Linked DNA regions of Mus musculus: regions 2 and 3 are each linked to region 1. A link is a loop called in an ENCODE intact Hi-C map of the cell type or tissue named here. Cell type or tissue: heart. All regions are shown on one strand.

Region 1 (8,000 bases):
AAGAGAGGGTTTCTCTGTGTAGCCCTGGCTGTCCTGGAACTAGCTATATAGACCAGGCTGGCCCCAACTCATGGATCTGCCTGCCTCTGCCTCCCAAGTGCTGGGATTAGAGATGTGCACTGCTCCAGCACTGCTAGATTCTTAAGCTTTACTTATGGGCTTATCTGTGTTTTTTGCTTTTCTTTTGAGACAGGGTCTTTCATAGGCAGGCTGGCCTCCAGTTCCCTATGTCGAGGCAGTGACCTTGAACTTCTGACTGTCTTGCTTCTTTCCTCCCTAGTTCTGGGATAGGGGGCATGGTTTATGAAGTGCTGAGGTGAAACCCAGGGTTTTGTGCCTATTTGGCAAGCATGCTATCAGGCCACATCCCCAGTGCTGGTTTTTCATTCCAAAGAAACTGAGAAATGAGTCCAGTGCTCAGGGCATCATAGACAAGCTGGGTGCTATCTAGAGCAGCCTCTACTGGCCCAGCCAGAGACCGTGTCTCCCAGCATCTCCCGCAACTTAGTGAGACCACGTGATTGCATTTAGGCATATGAACTGTGGCCCAAATAACTCTGCACCACGACCGGGCCCACTCATCGGCCCACTCATCGGCCCACTCATCGGCCCACTCATCGGCCCACTCATCGGCTCACTTTTCACACCTTGACCAGGGCGGGCTGATGACATTTCCACAGCATCACAGAGCACCTTCTCTGAGCTTCAGAAAGGACAGGGGCTCCATCACCTGACCCAGGATCGCAGGACACTGTGCCTTCCCTCAGTCACCTGTCTCAAGCTATTCTCCTTACTCAATCTATTGCCAACTTGTCCTCCTTCACATCTATTGACACAGCCCCTCCTTCGGAGCTGCCTTCCATTCCCAGGAGGCAGGTGCTATTTGCTTCTTTCTACTGGGGAGAAAGCTGAGGAACGGAGGACTTCAGTGACTTGCCTAACAGTAGTCTCTATTTCCTTAACTAGAACACCCAGGAGCAGCTAGGAACCTCCCCTGAGAATTTCTTAGAAATGCAAATTGGGCACCTCCCCGCAGAGCTCCTCAAGGAAACTCCAGTGTGGTCCAGCAATCGGAGGCCGGCAAGCAAGCCATGCAGGGGGCAGCTGTTGATAGAACCACAGCCCCGCACTCACTCACTCACCTCTGACTCTTCAGCCTGTGAAATGTTACCGTACTGCAGCGACTGACTCAACCCTTTTCTTTCTCCGAAGCCTTGTAGTCTGTACCTGTAGACCCTGGTTGCAAGAGTTTAGTCAGATACTCTTTAATTTGGTGTGTGTGTGTGTGTGTGTGTGTGTGTGAACACGAAGGTGACTGTGGAAGTCAGAAGAGCACACTGGATGCCCAGGAGATGGTGTGGCACGGGTGAGCCACTCAGCCAGGGCAACCGAGTCCCCATGATCTTACAGCTCTTTCCCCTTTCACTTCAGAGGTAAGTGTTCTCACCCTCTGAGCCGGCCATGCTCCCCCACCCCCCCACAGGCCCTCATCCAACAAGCTTTTAAGGCTCAAACCCAGGATCATCCCAGGTGTAGACCCGGTGGCACCCTGGGACTTGGAGGTAACTGATTCCTGCAGCTGCCTCTCTCACCAACTAAAGCCTTCCTAAAGGCTGTTGCTACTTGGTTGCTGTGCCTGATCCTGAAGTTTTTCTCCTTCACAATAGAAATTAAGGTAGAGAAGGAACCCTAAAAACAACTCGATCCTGCCGTGCACCCCTAGGTTCCTACAGGCCGTTCCCAGGGGGGAATTAACAGCTGCCAGCTGTGGATGACAAGATCTCTTGGGGCGAGTCTGATCAGTGCAGGGTAAAAGGTTTGAAAATACTATGTTTGTGAAACAGCGTGGCATGAGCCATTCAGGAAAGTCACGCCTAACGCGCTCAGACTCTCAAAAGAACCCAGTTCTTTGGAACAAAGGAGTCGCTCCCCGCTAGCCTTCCTTTCCCAGGAACTGTTGCCGCAGCAGAGAGGGGTGAAGAGCTAGCTGTCTAAGGTCGGGGTTTGAACACGGCCTGGACCCACTCCCTCCACTGGCTTCGTCCTCCTCACAGAGCAAACAGCACCTTCCCCGGGAAGTCTTCCCAAAACTTCACTCTTAACCCCTACACTCACAATCCTTGTTTACTTACTCTACATTCCCTACCTGGCCTCTGAGGATCTGGGGTCCACTCTGGACCTCGGCTTTCTCCTCCGTAATATCTGTTCAGTGGTCCCAAGCCAGGGAGCGCCTCATCGCGGAGGACGCAGAAATACTCCCCCAAGGAGAATTCCCAAGTCAGATCTCACTCTTCCGAAACGCACGCGATCAGTCACACACAGGGCGCAGCTGGGCAGGTTTCCCGCAATCCCCTTAGCCGACACTAGCTAGTTTTGGCCCAGGGCTCACCCAGGAGGTCCCCGCCCCCGCGCCACCAACTGCATACGAATGCTCAGCCCCTTGGCGCACAAGTCTCCAACGCCTGCCAACACCCCAACTCCCTCAACCAACAATGCTGCAAGGGCGTATGCAGCTCAGACCTCGAGGTTCCGAGAACTGAGGCCCGCATAGGCCTCTAGTGTGGGGAACCCGGCGAGGGGAAATGTTACTTGGGCGTTTCAGGGGGACAGGCGGGCTCGCCGAGGCACAGAGGAGACCCGGGCGGAGGCCCGCGTGCGCTGCCTGGTGCAACCAGAACTGCGCTCACCGCTTGCCAACGTCTTTCTTTCCTTCCTTACAGACGCAAACACTGAGCCTCGGGGGAAGCTCTGCAACCAGAGAAGCGCCCCAGTGGCCTTTCGGGGGGCTGCTGCAGCGGGACGCGCGGGCTCCCCATCTTCCCGTCACCTACCTCCCACAGTGTGGCAGGCGCGACAGCTGCTGCCCACGGCCGCAAGGATCCCAAGGAGCTGGCAAAGGCTGGCGGCCGGGCGCTCCAGGGTGCAGGGAGGGAGGAGAATCCCCGGTACAAAGCGCAGGCGACAGAGAGCCAGGCCCGCAGCCGCAGTGGGGCGCCTGAAGACGTCGGAGCGCTGGAGCCGAGCACGGGCTGGAGTTGGGGCTGCTGCCGCTGGGGTTGGAGCTGGAGGCTGGAGGCTGGGACCAGGGCTGGGGCGGGACTGACGCACGGGGCGCACGCCCGGGCTCACGTGGCCGTCCCCGGGTGGCCATCACCTCCATGCAGCCGCCGTGTTGTCTTCTGGCTCCCCCGCCTGTTGAACGCTTCCTAGACACCTGGGTCTAACGTTAGATTTCATGCTGTGTGTCTGGTGGCGCATACCCTTAACCCCAGCACTTGGAAGACAGACTGCGGGCGGATTTCTGAGTTCAAGGCCAGCCTGGTCGTCTACACAGTGAGTTCCAGGGCTGCACTGAGAAAACCTGTCTCAAAAAAAAAAAAAAAAAGGGAAATCTTAAGGATTTCATGACATAATTTTGAAGAAATTTAACACTTTCAAGAGAGGGAGGGGTAACGAAGGAGCAGGAGGGGGCAAAACAACAAAAATTGTGTTAAAAACTCATAAAGAATCCAAATTCATGGTAAGCACATATGTATTTAATATTTACATATAAATTTATAAATATAAGTATAGAAAATTATACACGTATATGTAAATATTTAATATATAACCTATATATTTTTGTTTAAATTTAATATTTGTATATAAACATATATTCGGTTTAAATTTATACAGTTCGGCCTACCTGACAATTCCAACTATTTCTATAATTTTTAATTAATAACTTTATCAGGGCCGGGCGGTGGTGGCAAATCCCAGCACTCAGGAGGCAGACACAGAAGGATCTTTGTGAGTTCAAGGCCAGCCTGGTCTACAGAGGGAGTTCCAGTACAGCCAGAGCTGTTACACAGAGAAACTTTGTCTTAACAAAAACAAAAAAGAAAAATCTTTGTCAAGCCTTCCTGGACTCTCTGGAGGGAAAAATCACAGTATTCCTAACTCTGAGCCTAGGGCCTGGCACATAGTGCTTAATGGGTGGGAACTTGGGCATGGTGGTAGACCTCTGCAGTCCCCAGAAAAGCAAGGCCAGCCTGGGCTACATGGTGAAGCCCTTTCTCAAAACTCAAATCTGGTGCAGTGCATGGAAGGAAGGTAGCCCTTGGAAGATGTAAAGACTGAAAACCAGTGGAGGCAGGCATGTGTACTTTGAGGTCATATCTCACCGTATACTTTAGAGTAAAAATCTAAACAGTTGCACATTTTGAGCTATTTGTCCATCCAGCTGCAGTCAGCTATATAAGGTATGCAGGCACGACTAGCTGTATTGTACAGATCATAGGACTGAGACTTATAAAGAATGTATCTTGCCCAGGGACACAGTTAGGAAAGGGTGTGATCTATTTCATTTAATAAAGCAACTGTTAATAGACTTACTGACAGGAGAAACACCATAATATCTATTCTGCCACAGGCTTGTCTGGCCTGGGCTTTCAGATTAAAGACCTGAAGACCTGAACCACCTTGAAGTTGTACCAGCAAAAACACCAGAAACATCCTCTACACTTTGTACTTCCAGAACCATGAGCCAAAAATCCACCTTTTAAAAATTACTTATTTTATGTGTATGGGCGCTTTGTCTGCATGTCTGTCTAAGAGTGTCTGGTTGTCCAGAACTGGGATTACAGTTGTGAGTTGCCATGTGTGTGCTGGGAATTAAAACCAGGCCTTCTTGAAGCACAGCCAGTGTGCTTAAGTCTCAGCCAGTGGTTCTCAACCTGTGGGTCCCAATCCTTATGTCTGGGTCAAATGCCCCTTTCATGGACTGACTGTGTGCTGTAAGCTGAAATAAACCCTTTCCTCCTCAGGTTGCTTTTGGTCATGGGTCTTATCACAGCATCTGACGGTCTGTAGTAGTGTGTTACTGGTAACAAAAGGACCTTGCACACAGGCGAGAGTACTCCTCATACCATTCCTCACAACCTTCCTAACTGTCCTCCACTTAGCACACGGAACAGGCTAGGAAAGTGGCTTTTCCAAGGTTATACAGAGGCATGGTTTAGCCCAGATCTGGGTCTATGCAGATCTCTTGTGTCCTGTAGGCTCTTTGGTGTTTGAGAGCAGTAAACCTGCTCTCCCAGGGGAAGTCAGGACTTCAGACTGTTGTCAGCATGAACATTCCCCGCAAAACATTTGATTCCCCCCCCCCATCCCCTTTCTTTTTAAGAGACAGGATCTTTCTACACAGCTCTGACTGTTGTGGAAACTCACTGTGCAGACCAGTGCTTCTGCCTCTCAAGTGCTGGGACTACAGGCATGCACCACCACACCAGACAAGTTTGATTTTCTTGATTAAGATCCCATGTTGCCACATGAACTCAGAAAGACGAGTGCTTTGTCCTGGAGCTGCCCAGCATGACAGCTCGAAGGATGTGTGCCCCACCTGGCCTGCCCTTCTGGAAGATCAGCCCCACAGCACAGGGAGCTGTACCACCACTCCCAGCTAGATCCATATTTTCAGTGTCTACTTTCCAAATAGATAATGACACTGAGTATGTTTTCCGGTACCCGTCAGATGCTCCTATAGAACCTAGCGATTCCACTCTCAGCTATATGCCTAAGGGTAAAGAGATTATGCACCATGCAAAAGAAATTGGAGGTGTTGATAAGATGGCTCAGGAGGTAAAGCCATTTGCCAAGCCTGACACATAATCCCGAGTCCATCTCTGGGACTCACGTAGCAGGAGATAACTAATTCCTGCAGGATATTGTCCAGCCTCAACATACATACATGCACATACACAAAATAAATTGCTGTAATTTAAAAAAGAAATTAGAATAGGTGCCCACATTTAAAATACAACAGCAAACCCAGCTATGTATGGGGCTGGATGGGGTGGCACATGCCTGTAATTTTAGAACTCAGGCCGAGGGCTGAGAGATCGCTTAGCCTTTGAGGACACTGGCTGCTCCTCCACAAGATCAGTTTCCCAGCACCCACATGGTTGGTGACAGCTGTGGCTCCAGCTCCAGTGGCTCTGATGTCCTATTCTGGCCTCTGCTGACACCAAGCATCTGCTGTGGTACACAGACATACATCCAGACAAAAATTTAAAAGTGGCTGGCTCACTATGTAGAAAATATCCAAAATATACAAAAAAAGAATAAATAAGTTTAAAGAAAAAAAAAAAAGGCTGAAGCAGGATTGCTAGTTCAAGACCAGCCTGGGCTGCATGGCTAGAGCAGTTTTTTTGTTGTTTGTTTTAAAGATAATTTACTTCATGAGTGTTTTGTCTGCGTGTACCACACACATACATGTTGCCTGTGGAGGTCAGAAGAGGATGTCGGGTCTGGGTCTCCTGGAACTGGAGGTTTCCAGTTTTGAACCGCTACATGGGTCCTGAGAACTGAACCTGGGTCCTTTTTGAGAGCTACAAGTGTTCTCACCAGCTGAACCACCTCTCTACCCCAGGACAGTTTTTATAAAGACTAGCAGAATCCATGAAATTACTCTTCTCCTATCTTAGGGTGTTCTGAGAGTGAGGCGTCTAGCTTTATTTGCCTATATGTTTGAATAGGAAAAGATCTGGAAGAATCCAGACCAGTTTAGTTTTGTTCTGTTTTTGTTGGTTTTTTTTTGTTTGTTTGCTTTTAATGCGGTGGGCCTCACTGGTAAAGGAAGACTTTTTTCTTTCAATTTTACACATAGGATTGGGCATTTAAAAATGTATGGGCACACTTGTGGTACCATTCAAACATAGAACCCACTTCCTTTATGTAGAAGGGGAGGCAGATTTATGAAGTAGGGACATGAACAATGGCTCTATCTCTGCATTTTTCTTTCTTTGCTCCCGTTTCACTAGGGAACACTGGTTACTTTTATGACAGTTACAGTTAAATGTCACTTAGAAACAGAAAACCCAAAAACTAAACACAGCCTGGTTGCCCTGGCTTTTGAGGCCTCCCCACCCTTCCCTGGCATTGGCTGGGTTTGCATTTGATTTGCCCTTGCTGTGTCACGCAGGCATAAATCACCAGAGAAGCATGGTCAGCAGGCATGGGGGAGGCCAGCCAGCAGACAAGGCTGCTGGAGAGAGGCTGGGTGGGAGCAAATGGAAATCTTTGCCTCTCTGGGGTTGGAAGCAAGCAGGTCCTGAACACCTTGAAAAACAGTTGTGCTCTTCTCCGAGGCCTGTTTTTGTATCATCAGGCCTAGGAAGTGTGGAATAAACTCTGGCTTGTACTAAATTAGGGCTCTGTGTGTGTGTGTGTGTGTGTGTGTGTGTGTGTGTGTGTGTGTGTGTATGCTCAGAGTTATTCTGGGGAGACAGCCTACATAAAGAGAACTCCGTGTCCTTCCTGTGACTGCAGAAAAGGGTGATCTTCCAGGAGGGCAGGCCAGGGCCTGCCCATGTCCAGACAATAATTCTATTAGCTCTTAGGATGGGCAGGTCTGGGCAGAAGTGTTTGCCTCTGCCTTTGAGTTCAAATGGCAATGGAATTCAGATCATGTGACCTTCACCAAGAATAAAACATCAGGGCACGTGTGTTATAGCTTATCGCGTAGATCAATAGTGTGTTTAATCTGTAGGAGACCCTGATCTTGATCTCTAGCACTCCAGTGCATACACACACACACACACACACACACACACACACACAGACAGACACTTAAAAGAAGAAAAACCGTTTTTGTTTTTGTTTTTTTCCAATCAGTATTCTTTTGGTCAATTTTGTCCTCAGTCCTGAAGATATGGCATTGGGTAACTAAGAAACTATCATTTGTTTTCTCCTGGTAGAGGCTTATCAAGTCCCTTCATGGGCAAGGGTAGAGAAGATATTCACAGGATCCCATAGAACCTTGGTGACGATCTTGAGGTATAGGCGGCAAAGGATTGCTCAGGTCCCTGGGATGGGCATCCTCGCGGTGCCTGCCCTGGATTGCCAGGTTTGATCTTTGAATGACTCACTCACTGGTTAGGAGCAGATGCCGTTCTTGCAGAAAATCATAGTTCACTTCCTCCATCCACATCAGGTAGCTTACAACTGCCTATGACCCCAGC
Region 2 (8,000 bases), 56 kb before region 1:
GAGGTTGCATTGTTTGATAATAGTGAAGGGAGATGAAATATTATGAAATTTTCAGCCTCATTTTTAAAATTGCAAAACCTGTCCATAAATTCTAATATATAATTGCCCTTCATGGAGGGGGTGAGGGTGTTTCCAGGATCCATGAAGCAGAGAAAAATCTGCTCGCATCAGAGAGTGTGTCCTATTTACATATGGCCTATGCATTCCTCTCCTCTTTGCTTTAATCATCTCTAGATTACTTGGACAGCCACACACAATGCAGGTGCCACACACGGAGATGTGCTGTGCTCTCTAGGGAATGATGTGGCTTGAATGGAACGTGCCCCAGGGGCTCACAGCTTGAGTGCCGGTCCTCAGCTGGTGATGGTCTCTGGGAAGGGTACAGAGCATTTAGGAGCCTTACAGGGGGAAGTATGTCAGCTATGAGGTTTTACGGCCTGCCTCACTTCCTGTTTTCCCTCTCTGCTTCCTGTGTAGAGGACACGGGATCATCTTGCTTCCCAACTACTGGGACAGTCTCCGGCTCTTGATCCAAGCTTCCCACCACGATGGACTGTAAGCCGAAATCCCCCCTGGATGCATAAACCAAAATCAGTCCTTTCTTCTTTAAGTTGTTTTTGTCAGGACAGCCTATCACAGCGATGGAAATGTGACAAATACAGAGAAGAGTAGCAGGAAAAGTCTATGTCTAACCAGCTACAGATGCACATAGTTTTTCCTTTTTGGGGACAGGGTCTATGTAGCCCACACTGGCCTGGAACTTGGAATCTCCTTCATCAGCCTCCTCAGGGCTGGGTTTACAGGTGTGCACCATTGCAACGAGCTTTGCAGGTGCAATTTAAAAAAAATCCATCTTTGGGAGAGGCCGGTGAGAGGGTTCATCAGGTAAAGGCACTTCCTGCCGAGCCTGGCAACCTCATGTTGATCACTAGGACCCACATGATAGAAAGAAAGAACTGACTCACACACATGGTAGAAAGAAAGAACTGGCTCACACACATGGTAGAAAGAAAGAACTGGCTCACACACATGGTAGAAAGAAAGAACTGGCTCACCCACGGTACCTTCTGGTTTTCACACATGTGCTGTGGTGTGTACATGCACCACACAAAAGAAACACACAAAAGAAGTAAGGATAGTCTCTTTGTGGATGTAAAACCTGTGATTGGGAGGACTGACTGTATTCTTATTTAATTTATATACAAATAATTTGACCTGGGATGCTTTTGTCTGCCCCCCCCCCCGCAACCCCCGCCTTTTTTTTCTCTTTCTTTTCTTTTCTTTTCTTTTTTTTCTTTCTTTTTTGGCTTTTTGAGACAGGGTTTCTCTGTGTAGTCCTGGCTGTCCTGGAACTCACTCTGTAGACCAGGCTGGCCTCGAATTCATTAACCTGCCTCTGCCTCCCGAGTACATGTGCCACCATTCTCTGGCCCGCCCTATTTTTTTTTCAAGTTTTGGGGGGTGCACGTGCCATGGTATAGGTGTGAGGTCAGAGGCCAATTCTGTGGAGTCAGTCACTTCTCCCCTCCCACCTTACATGGGTTCTGATATCAAACTTAGGTTGCCAACATGACCTCAGACCCCTCCTCCCCTACTTTTTGTTGTCTCCTTATTTTTTTTTGAGGCAGGGGCTCCCCCCCCCTGCTCCCCCCCCCCCCCCCCCCCCCCCGCCATTGAACCTGGAGCTTGCTAAATCAGCTACACTGGCTGGCCAGCAAGCCCTCAGATCCACTTGTCTTTGCCAGGCCAAGGCTGGGATAACAGATATAAATACCACATCCTGCTCTCCCCCAACCAGTCCCCAAAACAGGGCTTCTCTGGGAAGCTTTGGCTGTCCTGGAATCCTCTTTGCACACCAGGGGGACTCCGTAGTGCTAAGATTAAAGTCGAGTACCACCAATGCCTGGCTTACATCTTGTTTTTACGTGGGCTTTGGTATTCAAATTCAGGTCCTCACGCATATGGGAGGAGCAGTCAAAAGGATCCAAGGTCATTCTCAGCTACACAGTGAGTTTGAGGTCCACTGGCCTACATGAGACTCCATCTCTGAATGAATGAATGAATGAATGAATGAATAAGGAAACAAAGAATTAAGGTTTAAAAAGGAGCTGGGAGACTGGTTCAGAAGTTAGTAGCAGGGGACCAGAGTTGAGTTCCTAGCACTCACGCTAGGAAGCTCCCAACTGCCTATAGCTCCAGCTCCACAGGGTCACACAGTTTCTTTTGGCCTCCTCAGGTAGGTCTCTCTCTGCCCCCTCCACCTCACTGCCACGTGATAAAACAATGGAGCAAACCTTGCTAGGCATACTGTTCACTCAGAAGGCAGGTGAATCTCTGGCCAGCCTGATTTATACAATGAACTCCAGGCCAGCTAAGCCTATACAGCCACACCGACTCAAGGAAAAAAAAAATCAGGGCTGGAGAGATGGCTCAGCAGTTAGAGCATCTGCTGCTCTTGCAGAGAACCCAGGTTTGATTCCCAGCACCCACGGCAGCTCTCAACTGCCTGGTAACTCCAGTTCCAGGGGATCCAACTCTTTTCTGGCCTCTGAGGGTACCAGGCACACATGGGTAGGTAAACACTCATATATAAAATAAAATATGACAAAGTAAAATTAAAATGTTCATCTACATACCAGGTCCATAGAGTCCCCTACTGTGGAAGTGACATATCTGGTAACCTGTCCTAATCCCAGTGGGATGAGAACTATAGACCTTCACCAGCCCTATCCTGCCCCAGGGAAGGTCTGTGGGCCTCACCTGATCTTTGGGGGTTCTTGTCCAGTCCAAATCCCCCGGTGAGCAGCATCTCCGCCTCCCTGGCCAGCAGTGCGTACTGGGGCTCGTCCTGTATCCCATCGTACTCCCCGCCTTCATCGCAGTCTGTTGTCTCCAGGGCTGTGTTGTACCAGTGCAAGGCTTCCGACCAGTCTTGACACCTTGCCAGGAGACAGGAGGGGAGAAGGATATTACCATGGCGATGGGGTAGGAAGGCAGAGGACCACTGAGCTGGAGGGGCAAACCTGGGAGAAGGGCAAGCCTGGGATCCCAGGGGGACCACCACCTCTGAGCTACAAACTATAGTACCAAAGGCCACCACATCTAAGTGACACACCTTCACACTGTAGACTTTTTATGTTTATGTTTGTTTTTTTTTAAATTGGATTTATGTGTCCCCGAGTGTACACGGGGGTGGGGGGAGTGGGGGGGTAGAGTTACATGTGGTTGTGAACATCCTATTGTGTGCTGGGAACCAAATTCCAGTCCTCTGGAATAACAGTAAGTGCTCTTAACCTCTGGGTAAACTCTCCAACCCCAGTTTCTTCCTTCCTTCCCTTCTCTTGGGTTTTTCAAGACAGGGTTTCTCTGTGTAGCCCTGGTAGTCCTAGAATTTGCTCCATAGACCAGGCTGGCATTAAATTCAGAGATCTACCTGCCTCTGCCTCCTGAGTGCTGGCATTAAAGGCATGTGCCACGACCACCTGGCCTCAGTTTTTAAGGGATCTTCCCTTATATTTTTAAGGGATCTTCCCTTAACAAAGCTGGTTCAGTACCACAGCTCTTTCACCAATGGAAGGAGAATACCTTGGGGGAGAGGAACATCGATCTAGGACTGTACCTAAGTACCCCATGGCCTAGACGTTGCAGGGAGAGTGTCCCTGCTACGCTTCCCCTTACCCAAGTGGCAGAAAGGGACAATGCCGAAGCCTCTGGAACAGTGTTTCTCAACCTTCCTACTTCTGTGACCCTTTAATACAGTTCCTCATGTTGTCATGATTCCCAACCATAAAATTACTTTTGTTGCTACTTCATAACCGTAATTTTGCTGTTATGAATTGTAATGTAAATATCTGTGTTTTCTGATGGTCTTAGGCAACCCCTGTGAAAAAGTCATTTGACCCCAAAGGGGTTGTGACCCACAGGCTGAGAGCTGCAGATCTAGAACCATCTGAACTAAGAGAAATAAACCAGACCCCTGTTTCTTTATTTGGTAACAAGGTCTGCTATGTAGGCTGGCCTTGCCTGTGAGAGCCGTGCTTTTGCTTCAGCCTACCAAGGACTAGGACTACAGGATCTACCACCACAGTCAGCCAGCCCCACAAGGCTCTGCGCCCCCTAGGCTCTGCCTGTGCCTGTGCCAGCTGGCCCTGTTCTCCACTGCACATGGAAACTGCCTTACTGGATCTCCAGCTCCTTAATCTACAGAAACACACATAAGCCAAACCGCCAAGGGGGCACCTAGGTCCGTCCGAGCCAGAGCTTCACAATACAAACCACAGAGCTAACACAGCAGCTGGCTGCTTCTCTTTGGGTGTCACCCGTCTGAGGGATTATTTACTGTGCATTGCCAAAGGCCAGAGAGAAAGTCCGACAGAAGGGCTAGAGCATCCCGAAGTGTGCCAAGAACAGCGGCTCTTGGTGACTTTCATCCTGACTGCCTGGCCTTGGCTTCCTCCACCATCTACTCTATGCCAGCTTACCCCCTTCCATGCCAGAGCTGCAATCCTCCCAAGCCCAAGCCAGCACCTGCCTGCCCCTGAACCTTTGTTGTCTCCAACCTGGAACATCTTTCCTCTAGCTCTGTCCATACCTGACTTTGCATCCTTCCAACTAAACCACCCCTTCTGAGAACAGCGTTTGTCTGCAAACACTTAGTTTCCTAGAACAATGACTGGCCATCAGTCCCTTGTCTCTGGCTTTGTGGCCTTATTTCACCAGAATATGAGCCTTAAGAAGGAAAGAGCCATGTGTGTCGTTTACTGCTGTGCTTCCCGGGCCTGGCCAGGAGCAAAGACTCCATGAAGGAGTGTTGACTAAATAGATGTAAGCATTCAGCTGGCAAGGTTGATGTCTAGGAGCTAACCTTGGCTCTACTTAGTCTTTGACATAAAGTTGAATACTCAGCATGTAGGTGACTTCAGGCAAGTCTCTTCATTTCTCAGAACAGTTTAGTCATCCACAAAACCCATAACCTGTCATGCGTGTGCAACTCCTCCCGAGAAGCAGTGAGCCGAGCCCTGCACTCTGCATCAAGCAGAGGCGTGAGGGAGTTCTCGGTGACACATCGGTGACATTGGATCACCCTCTCAAAGTGCCCTCCAAGAGCACTTGTTGCTGCAGACACCTGGCACAGGGAGGCCAGATGTCACACGCCAAAGTTTTTGACTCTAAGAGCTTGATATGGAATAGCCACAGACATGATTTTTCTTTGGAACCCAGTAGAGAAAAAGTCCTCTGTGTGTGTGTGTGTGTGTGTGTGTGTGTGTGTGTGTGTGACAAATGAGTGTCCTTCCTCAGGTGTTCTCCACCTTGGTGTTTTGTTTTGTTTTGTTTTCCTTTTGAAACAGGGTCTATCACTGACCTGAATCTTGTAAAGAAACTCAGCGATCCACCAATTTCCATTTAGTGTTTTCTGAATGTGTTCTAGGGGATCAAACTTAACTCCTCATGTCCAAGGCAAACAATCTACTGACTAAGCTATCTCTCCTGCATGGGAGATGGATTCTCGACTCCAGAGACGGTTCCTGCTAAGCTATCACAACATGGGCATACAGAAAAAGTATGTTTCCTTCTCGTTTCCTTCTAGAAAACCTCAGAAGGCTCCTGAAAAGCCAGGCTTCTGTGAGATCCATAGAGAACCAGCAATGGTTCCCATTAGGAGATCAATTCTTTTTTTTTTTTTTTTTTGGTTTCTCTGTATAGCCCTGGCTGTCCTAGAACTCACTTTGTAGACCAGGCTGGCCTTGAACTCAGAAATCCACCTGCCTCTGCCTCCCGAGTGCTGGTGCTGGGACTAAAGGCATGCGCCACCACACCTGGCTTATGATATCAATTCTATCACTGATTTCTGTTTTTGGATTCAACAATCTTTCATGCCACACCAAGGAACCAAGAGGAAGCCAGACACCTTCCACTCTTCACACTGCAGAAACCAGCCCCCGCATTTCAGCCTTAAGGTTGCAAAAGGAATACTGACAGTTGTTTTGCTGGTGCCTTCAAGAGCCTCAAAACCACTAGGGAAATGTACCCGGAGCTTCCTCCTTCCGTCTCACTCCTCTTAGATGGGAAATACACATCAGACTGTGATAGAACTCAGTGCTAGTGTACTGCCATGCCTAGATATAATCTGCCATGCTCCATCATAAGAACACAATCAAAGCAAGTGTTGAGAGACGGTTTTGTGCCCTCTGTATTTAGATGCTGATTTCTGTGCCCAGAGATCTGGTTGCAATCCTGACGCTGGTATTGCCAAGCATCTCCTGTCTCAGTGTTGTGCAAAGACTGTTTCTTCTCCATCACCTCTGATCGGTTAATAAAGAGTTGATCAGCCAATAGCTGGACAGGAAAGGAGGAGGCAGGACTTCTGATCCCAGTGAAAGGATCCCCGGAGGTTTCCAGGAGAATTTCCATGAGGACATGAATAGAGCAGGAGCAGCCAAGGACTAAGGGATCAGGTGACAGGACACATGGCTAGGTAGTAGGCAGCATAGTATGGTTAGAACAGATGTGAACCCTGCCCAGCTATAGTACAAAATACTTATTAATAAATATACTCGGTCTCCAGGTCATTATTTTAGAGCAAAGGTGGGTGTAGAAAAGCCCTAAACTTTTACAAACAAGAGCGGAAAAAGGCAGTCAAAAACCACCCCAAACTCTATTCTCTATAGACAATCATACTGAACTGCATAGTATTTCTGATTTTTTCCCCAAAGCAAATCTTTATAGATCCTGGCAAAATAGCTGCCATCTATCGCATACTTTCTCTGTCAGGCACTGCAAGGAAGGTATTTGACCTTCATGGGATCATCTAGCGATAGATGCTATCATTACTCCTATTTCACCAAACGAAAAAACAGGCCAGGGAAGTTAAGTAACTTGTTGAAGGCCACTAGATTGGTAACAGACAGAGCTAGAACTCATGTCCATCCTGAATGAAAGGAAAAGCATCTCTAGTGGCCCAGATTACCCCCAACATCATCAGGAGACAGTCACAATACCTGTCTGGGCTGAGGTTCAGGCCAGTGTCAAAAGCTCGGGCCACTAAAATCATGGAATGCCTGTCACCAGCTTCTGCCGCCTTCAGTAAGTAATCAAAGCCTTTTGTCTTGTTCTCCTCTGTCTCCTGTCAAAAAGCAAAGGCACAAACATCAAATGTGTATGTGTGTGTGTGTGTGTGTGTGTGTGTAAAGGGCTCCCTTGTCAATCTCCAATTTTTTAAGTTGTAAGAGTTCTGGGCTGAGATGGCCATAGAACATGTCCATGGCTTTTGGTATACTGATAGACTTGTTCAGCTATCTCCACCATGGATTTAAGAAACGAAATTTTAGCCAGGGTGTGAAGGTACACGTCACTTAATTCCAGCACTAGGGAGGCTGAGGCAGGAGATCTCTGAGTTTGAGACCAGTCTGGTATACAAGAAAGAGTTCCAGGACAGTTGGGGCTATACAGAGACACTCTGTCTTAAAACAAAACAAAACCCTACATGTTTATCATGTTTACTTATTTATTTACTGTGCATGAGTGTGCATGTGTCACGATGCACGTGTGAAGGTCAGAAGACAGCTTTGTGGGAGTTGGTTCTCTCCTTCCACAGGCCCCAGGGATTGAACTCAAGGGGTTGTGACAAGTGCCTTTACCCACTGAGCCGTCTTGCTGGCCCAACTTCAGAACACCTTACCAGTTTAAAAAAGAAATACCATATCCCACAACTCACAAGCTTTCCCTAAACCCTTCTGTCTATAATATCCCAGCCTGAGGCAATGACTGGTCCACTTTCTGTCTCCGTGGACTCTGGATGTGTCATATACATGAAGTGGACTAAAATGATATAACAACATGTGGTCTTTGTGTCTGGTTCCTGCCACATAGGTTGCAGCACGACTGAACTTCATTCTTTCTCCCGATCAAACGTTATTCCATCATCCCATTGTCTTTATTCCCCTCATCCACTGATGGGAGAAAGCAACGTTGCTGTGACGACATCGTGTGCACACGTGCAT
Region 3 (8,000 bases), 190 kb before region 1:
TAACCATGTAAAAACATTGAGACTATGCTTATTTCAAAGGCTACTCAACTCAGTGAGACTAGTTTGGCCCTTGTTTCTTACCAAGGTAAAGCTTAACTCAGTTCTGAAGCTAGTACACTGGACCAAGGTACTTAGTTTCCAAGATAAGCCTTGATCTCTAGCTCTAACTACTACATAGCAATTTTTAATGAGTAAATGTTACCCCAGATCTTTCTCTTAACCAAAGAACCCTGCACCATAAATCCTTCATAAAACACTACCAAGAAAACCTGGGTTAAGTATGGTTTAGCCCTTAATTCTTTCATGAAACTCCAAAAGAACCAGATGCGGCTGGCCTTGGAACCCACACACCCAAATGAACACCAGAAAGCCTCTATAAAACTATTAATTTGAAGAGGGGAAGCCATTAAAGCTACTTCACAAGCAAGAAAGTTATGTAGCAAACCAGGATTCTGAAATATAAAAGAAATAAACCATATACCCGCCAGGAGTGCAGAAAAGACAGTCTTCCACCCTGCATTAGTTCATGGCGGCCTCTAGGCACACACTTCTTTCATCCTGGTCATTTTCATCTTTACTCACAGATATTTATTTTCATAACAAATTTATTCACCTCAAAAATACTGTCTGGCAGAGTATAGTGATATACACTTAAAACAATCCTGGTACTCAGGAGGCCGACGTAGAAGGACTCTGAATCTGAGGCCATCCTGAGTTACACAGACCCTATCTCAAAAAACTAAGGGTAGCCAGGTGGCACATGCCTTTAATCCTAGCACACAAGAGGCAGAGGCAGGCAGATTTCTGAGTTCAGTATCAGCCTCATCTACAGATTGAGTTCCAGGACAACCAGGGCTACACAGAGAAAAACAAACAAGCAAACAAAGAACAAGCCACGCATGGTCATGGAACACCTGTAATCCTAGTATGCTGGAAACTGAGGCAGAAAGACTGCTTTGAGTTCAAAGTCAGTCTGAACTACATAGGAGTACTAGGCCAGTCAGAGCTACAAAGCCCTGTCTCAAAATTACATATAGACAAATGGACTGACAGACAGACATACAGACAAACTGACTATGGATGAGGCTTAGTGGTACAGTACTTGCCCAGCATTTACAAGGCCTGAGTTTGATCTTCAGCACCACAGAAATAAATGAATGTATGCAGTTAGAAAATGCCCTCTGCTGAGAAGCACTGAGATAGTGTCCTCTGCCATCATTCTTCCTGGGCTCTACAGTCACAATATATATAGTGTGTGTGTACATGTGTGTGTGCGCGCCTGCACACGCTCATGTGCTGAAGAAGTCCAGAGCTATCCAATCCTGCAAGAGCTGGGATTACAGAGTTGTGAGCTGTCTGAGCTGTAGCTGTCTGAGCTGACTGAGCACAGTCTCTTAACTACTGAGCCATCCCATAAGCACAATTTCTATGAGCACCTAAATCAAGCCTCTGCAGTAATCCCAAGTGTTATCATAAATACCGACAACTGGGAGACTCAACCGCAATTCCTCATCATAGGGAATAATCGTTTTTTCTATCCACTGCTTGTTAAACACAGCATTTCCAAGTCCTTGTTCCACACGGGCATGAGGCATTCTGATCCTACTTAATTAACAGTGTATACCTCAGAGTTGTCTCTATGACACTGAGCCAGCATAACATAGTCTGTGACAATAAGCATGGTTATACAATTTAAGATGTTATACTAAGTTTATCGCACTCCTAACAATACTACATAAAAGGGCATCTAAAACGCCACAATCACTAGTAAATTTAAATAATGAAAATCGAGGATTCCTTCCAAAATAGAAAATGAGGTCTGAGTATTGATCAGGGTAGAACAGTTTCCAGGACCTGGGTTCCATCCCAACACCATAAAAAAAACAACACAATCCAGTTAATAGCAAATAAAATCTTAATGCTGTTATACATAAAAAGGTGAGGTCCAAATAACACAAGGAATCATTCCTTACATCTCTCTGTAAAAGCAAGACATACTAAACTCAGGCTTTTAGAAAAAGCGCAAAGTTTGTCTAAATTCAAAGGCTTCTCTTCTGTGACTGCAAGGTTAACCACAAACTACTTACGGTCAAATGCAAACTACCTCCCTCTTAATTCAACAGCTGACCCATGCATGTTTCTTTAAGTGGTACAAATAGCTAATGAAAAGACCATCCAACCCCATCCAACCGGTAGAACCCCCACGGCTCACAATCCATTCATTAGCTACAAGAATTCACTGCTGAACAGTTCAGATTTTTTAAACCTCTCCGTTTAAAGCTTGCATCATCTTCCTCCTCATCCCAACCTCTCTGGTCAGCTCACTAAACCCAAGTTGAAAGGACACGTCTCATAGGCAGAGGGGGAGGAGAGTTCCTAGGCTGGGAGCCCAGACCTGTCAAACACATTTTTTTAAGTGCTTCGGGGAAATGTCAGCCGAAATGTTCACGAGGCCCAGTTTAATGTCTTTAGAACCCTTTGTATATCCAGAGATTCGGCCAGACAAAAAGAGACCGGCTTTCGGTTTTGTCCCTCGGGGGGGTAGAGGAAGGCTGGCTGGGTGAGAGCTGGGGCAGTTTTCTGCTCAGGCCCCAGTGCCAGTTGGGTGGCCCTACCCAAAGTTGCTCGGGTCCTGAGGGCGGACGCGGACGCCGCCGCCGGCCTGGGAACAATGCGGGGCTTCGGGGCGCCCACGCTGGGGCCCGGGGAGCCAGGCAGCAAAGGCTGTCCCCCGCCCGCGCCGCCGAACAAAAGGCGCCGTGGGGCCAGCGCCCGGGCCGGGAAAAGTTTGTGAGAGGCCGGGGCCGAGGCCCGAGCGCGCCGCCCCGCACAATGGCCCGGCCGAGCGCGGGAAGGCCGAGCGCCCCGCCGCGCCGCGCCACGCCCCCGCTCCGCAGGGCTGCGGCCCAGTACCTGGTGCGTGTCCTTCCCGCCGCCCGCGGCCGCCGCTGGCCCGCCGGGGCCGCTAGTCATGTTCACGTACAGGGAGCGGGAGAGCGGGCTCCGCAGCGTCCACATCCTCCGCGCCAGCCACACGGACGCCAGGCTCAGGCACAGCCAGCCCGCCAACAGTCTCATCGGGGGGCCGCGGCCGCCAGCTCGGATCACCGCCGGGCCCAAGCCCAGGAGGAGGAGGAGGAGGAGCCGCCGCCTCCGGCCACCGTCGTCGCCGCCGGAGCTCGAGCCATCGCCGCCAAGTCGCCCGTGCAGCCCCCTTCGGGGCCGAGGCAGAGGGAGGGGGAGATGGCGCGGGAGGGGGGGCGGGGGAGGAGCGGCAGGCGCGCGGCCTTCTCACGTCCCCCGCGGCCCTTCCCAGCCCGGAACGCCAACGACTCCAGGTCGTGTTTCCACCCGGTGCACGTACAAACGCAGGAGGGGCGTCCTCCCTGCCCAATGAGCGGAGACCGGGAGGCCCGGGAGTTGGGAGAGAGGGCGTGCACGTCCTCCGTGGCGCCGCCTGGACTCATAATGGCGGAAGATCCGGGGGAGACTTCCTAAAGGGGCTACTAGAGTCTGGCCCCTCCGAGGAGGGGTCTGCAGGACTTCCGGGCTTGTCTTGCCTTAGTAACTACCCTGTGGGCCCCTCGATTACACCTTTGACCTAATTGTTCCCATTGACACAGACCCAGGTTTATTCGATAGACCCGCGCTGCCCTTCTTGCTACAGTCTTGACCGTCTATTTAATAATTTCCATCTGGGGTCAGCGAACCTGACTCCCAACTCCAAAAGCCACCCGATAGCTGCAAAGCAGAGAATCGAGGGGGAAAGAATCCCACCGCCACTCCCAGTCCCGGTGTTCCCAAGCCTGAGAAGCGGCTGTCACAGGTCTAGTGAAGCCCTCATGAGTGAAAGCTCTGCCTTTGTTGGAAACTGTTGCTCCTGGAGCACTCAACGAAATGTGATGGAAAATAGCATCTGCTGGACAACGAAGGCCACAAGTTAGTCCTGGCTGCCATGTTTCCTTGCAAGTTAGTCCTGGCTGCCATGTTTTCTCAAGCTGATAGAAGTTGGACCAGACATTCTTAAAATGTGCTCGGTCTGGGGAGATTTAGCCAGATATTTCTTAGATCATTTATAGCAGGAAGAAGCCCAATGTTTCTAAAATGAGGGTCATGAGATGTCGTTGTGTCTCAACTGTTGCTACTAAGCTACAGCATATTTCCTAGCCCAGCTACTCACACCTTCCTAGGTTTGTTAGAATATGCTTTTCATTTGACAGCGACAGATTCTGTACATTAATTTTAAATTAATTATAAAACAAATTTATCTTTACGTTAATTTCATCACACTACACTGAAGAGATTTCCGTTTATGAAATAATGACCCCTGGATGAGAAATGGCATTCCTTATCACAAACTCCTTAGGTGTTAAAGTATCTATTTACCATCTTTCGTTAATAAGAATATTTTGTTACCTAATGTGCATAGAATATAACAAAATACTTTGTCTTCTCTCATTCTGGTATATTCCCTGACATCTCTCCAAGTTGGGTGTTAAACCCAAGACTATACCTTACTAAATTGAGCTCAACTTTCTAGAAGTACTGGTCCAACATACTTAAAAGAAGCTATAATAGTGAATGTAAATGACTGTATTATGTCCCCTCTTTGAGTTCCAATAAAGCTCTTCTGTATCAAACCAGAGTCTTCACCTTTTTAAGTAAAGAGGAGATACAACAAGAGTGCATAAACGGGCATATTTCATTTCTAAAGACAAAGGATACAGAAAACTGTGTCCTAAGATTAAGCTTGCTTAACCACAGCTCCAAGACTTCAATCCTAAATGTATCCTCTAAACAAGAAGCAAAGATACATCTGATAGGATCTGAAGAATTTGGGGTGAACTTGACAGCTAAGACACCTACCAAATTTTGCTTTATGCCTGAGCAGCTCACCTAAAAAAATAAATTACCCTCACATTCAAACTACTCTATAATCACAAACTACTTGTGTAAGTGTGATTTACATTTAGGAAGCACAGGAAGAAAGCAAAGCACAGCATAAGCAAATGAAGAAGCAAATATGATAGCAAACCTTTTTATAGAGGGTGGTATCCCAGCTCCTGGCTTTTCGATCCATCCAAGAAGCCTTGCTGTCTCTCCTCTCAGCTTCCTGAATTACAAATCAGGAGGAAGGAAAGCTGCAAGAGTAAATATACTAAGCAGAAGTTCAGATTGCCCTCAGGCCTGCTACTAGGATGTCACTACTGTACATTAAAACCTCAGTTATCCATGATGGGAATAGCAAGAGACACCCCTAATACAGAAAGCCAAAGATGAGGCAATATCCTTTCCAATGTGGCTTTGAAATGTAGGTATTAACACTCAAGAGTCACATACCTGCTATCCTTGTGCCTGCTGACCCTGAGTGTCTAGCCTGGGTTTCTGTTCTATTACCAGAAATTGTGGCTGGGTCATGCAGGCAAGCAGCTTGTTTCTTAAGCAACTTCCCCTAACTCTTCCCTTACCTCCCCCTCCCCTTTCTTCTCCTCTCTTTAACCCTCCTTTCCTTTTCATCAGTCCTTGTTATACAGGCTAAGCTGGCCTTGAACTCACAATCATCCTGACTATGCCTCACAAACACAGGGATCACAAGAATGTGCTGCCACTCCTAACTTGAGATTTGCTTTTCAACTTCACAGTACAATGTGAAGAAAAACCACAGAAAGCTAGAGGCATGGATTTGCAGAAGACTTAAAACCATTGTAGCCTCCTTGTGGAGCTAATAGTCTAAAAGGACTCCTGTAATTTAATGTTTTTCTCCAGTTTTTTTGTATATACATGCATGTGGGTGTGTATGTATGTATGTGTGAAAGAGATTGACTTCGGGTGTCCTCCCCTATAGTAAGAATTTTGGTTTCTATTTAAAAAAACATAAATATTATGAGAATATGTTTTGTTTTAAACCCATGTGTGGGATGTGGGGCTGTTTCAGATTGTCCATAGCAGCTATGATTTGCCTCATGCTCTAGCAGGGGCACTGTTTTGCCAGCTGCAGATAGTTTCTGTGACTGTGAGACATTTGGAGTTCTGAAGACTCTTCAGAGGGTATATAAATGCTTGAGCCCTAATAAATGAGTTGTTGGGTTGGTTGCTGTTGGTTGCAGTTTGTTAATTAGCATGCACAAAGAAGAAACAATAACAACAAGAAATTAAATATCCTGACAGCAAAGATCAAACTTGTCCCAAGGGCCCTGATGCCCCTGATCAGCTAGAGGTAGTCTAATGATAGCATCATCTTTTCCCCTCTCTCCTTTCTTCTTTCATATCTACTGTTAGGAAGTTGAAAGGGTAGAAGAGAAACTCACAAAGTAGCCAAAAGAATGGCTACATTCCCCCATCATAATCCATAATTTTTTTTTTAAGACATGGTCTGTCACTGAACCCAGCACAGATGAGGTGGCTGATCAGCAAGTTCCAATGATCTGCCACACTCCCACAGTAGGGTTTTACACACACACTCACACACACACACACGGTAAGGTTACATACATTCTCTACCATACCACCAATGCTGGGAATCTAAACTCATCAAAAGCAGAGGGTCACTTTACCCACAGACACATTTCTTCAGCCCATAGACAAATGTTTTTAAGCTTCTTAATTTTTGGTACACCTTCAGAAAAAGGTATGTTTGGCCCAACATATTAAATGTGTATTAAATTAAATGAGACAAATCCTATCTAAAAACAAAAACAAAAACCATGTGGTTTTAAACGCCTCTAAAAACTAAGATTAGCAAATTATTTGTTTCAGAACTTTTGTTTCATTTTTTTGCTTTTCTAAACAGGGTTTCTCTGTATAGCCCTGGCTGTCCTGAATTCAGTCTGTAGACCAGGCTGCCCTAGAATTCAGAGATCTACCTGCCTCTGCTTCCAGAGTGCTGGGATTAAAGGTGTACCACCACCACCCAGTTTATGATCTGGATCTTAATTATCTCCCTAAGGTGAAGTGGAACCTTCTAGTTTCTTCAGAAAGTTGGTTATGTCAAATGATGTTTTGCTGGGGCACACAAGTGAAAGGATGCCTTGCTAAAGCAGACATGTGGAATAATGTTTTCCTGAAGCAGACACAGGTGAAAGGATGTTTTGCTGGAGCAGACATGTAAATGGACGCATGATGAAGGAGTATAAATATGGACCTCACTGACAGTGGAAGACTAGCACTGAGCATTGGTTTGGTTTGCTCTGCCTCACTATTCTTTGCTAACTACATAGCATTGTTGAGCTCAACTTGTGGTGACAATGCCATTGAGAGAAACTCACCAAAGAACTGCTTGTGAGGTTCTTGCAGTAGCTTGCCACTTTTGGGGCTCTGCCTCTGGCCTGTTGGTGAGTCTGGCGGTTTCTTCGGGATTGAACTACAGCTGCTGGTTCATGCCTGTTGTCTCCTTGCCAAAAGTATTGGTCTGTGGCTGCCAGTTCTCATGTGCTAGAACTGCCTAGTGCTAGTTCTGCCTGCCTAGAAGATGGGTCTGCAGCTGCTGAGTCGTATTTGATGTTTACTACAGGACTGAACTGCTGAGGAAGAAGATCGAGCTCACCTCCAAAGAACCATTGTTGAACAGATCCAATTCCCTGGTATCCCAATAACTTTTCTCTTCCACTGCCTCTGCTGGGTGGTGGGCTAGAGGAGAGGTTGAACTCTTATTAAAACTAGGTTGCAAAAAATGTATGCCTGCACTAAAGTCTGTAATATCCAAATTAAATTCAAGACCACCCAGTAACTTCCCCCTTCAAAAAGGACTTTCCAAACTGTACTAGCAGGCCAAGTGCAGAGCCAGATAAGGAAGCTGGCTGACTAAACAAATGTAAAAACCTAGTTTTAGCAGTCAAAATGATTAAGCCTGCAGCTACCAAAACAATATTAGCTGTTCTCAGAGAAATAACCATAACAAGATTAGCAATTCTCCTGCCCCCACCCCACACTAAATTCTGACAAAGACTACAAACCACCCTGACTTTGTTGCAAGAATTCCCCTGACATTAATAGCTATGACA

The links. A loop is a pair of places that touch in the nucleus more often than their neighbours do. Peaks named below come from ENCODE experiments on the same cell type or tissue, not always from the same donor. Only the 100,000 strongest peaks of a DNase experiment are listed, where the experiment ranks them.
Region 2: a loop joins it to region 1, with 2.6 times the contacts of the local background. A loop is called at or near these places in 14 of 42 quality-filtered maps.
Region 3: a loop joins it to region 1, with 3 times the contacts of the local background. A loop is called at or near these places in 16 of 42 quality-filtered maps.

Annotation. Positions count from the first base shown.
Region 1 is chr7:120,837,932-120,845,931 of GRCm38, reverse strand. Eef2k (eukaryotic elongation factor-2 kinase) reads right to left here and starts at 3,101. Exons shown (of 18, transcript NM_007908.4): 1 at 2,832-3,101. It overlaps Gm36449 (a long non-coding RNA gene), which reads left to right and starts at 2,421. Exons shown (of 2, transcript XR_378468.3): 1 at 2,421-3,333; 2 at 4,412-4,805. In heart, CTCF peaks have their summits at 2,924 and 3,128; DNase peaks (open chromatin) are centred at 1,761, 2,411 and 3,111; H3K4me3 peaks cover 2,923 bases; H3K27ac peaks cover 2,402 bases; H3K27me3 peaks cover 397 bases.
Region 2 is chr7:120,894,307-120,902,306 of GRCm38, reverse strand. Eef2k (eukaryotic elongation factor-2 kinase) reads right to left here. Exons shown (of 18, transcript NM_007908.4): 16 at 6,999-7,123; 17 at 2,761-2,939. Among named protein-coding and RNA genes, the nearest start is that of Gm15774, 18 kb to the right of the region's middle. In heart, no CTCF peak of the experiment used is centred here; a DNase peak (open chromatin) is centred at 446; H3K27ac peaks cover 770 bases.
Region 3 is chr7:121,029,889-121,037,888 of GRCm38, reverse strand. It overlaps Mettl9 (methyltransferase like 9), which reads right to left and starts at 3,444. Exons shown (of 5, transcript NM_021554.2): 1 at 2,914-3,444. The coding sequence starts at 3,078. In heart, a CTCF peak has its summit at 3,472; DNase peaks (open chromatin) are centred at 2,508 and 3,378; H3K4me3 peaks cover 3,150 bases; H3K27ac peaks cover 2,273 bases; H3K27me3 peaks cover 2,289 bases.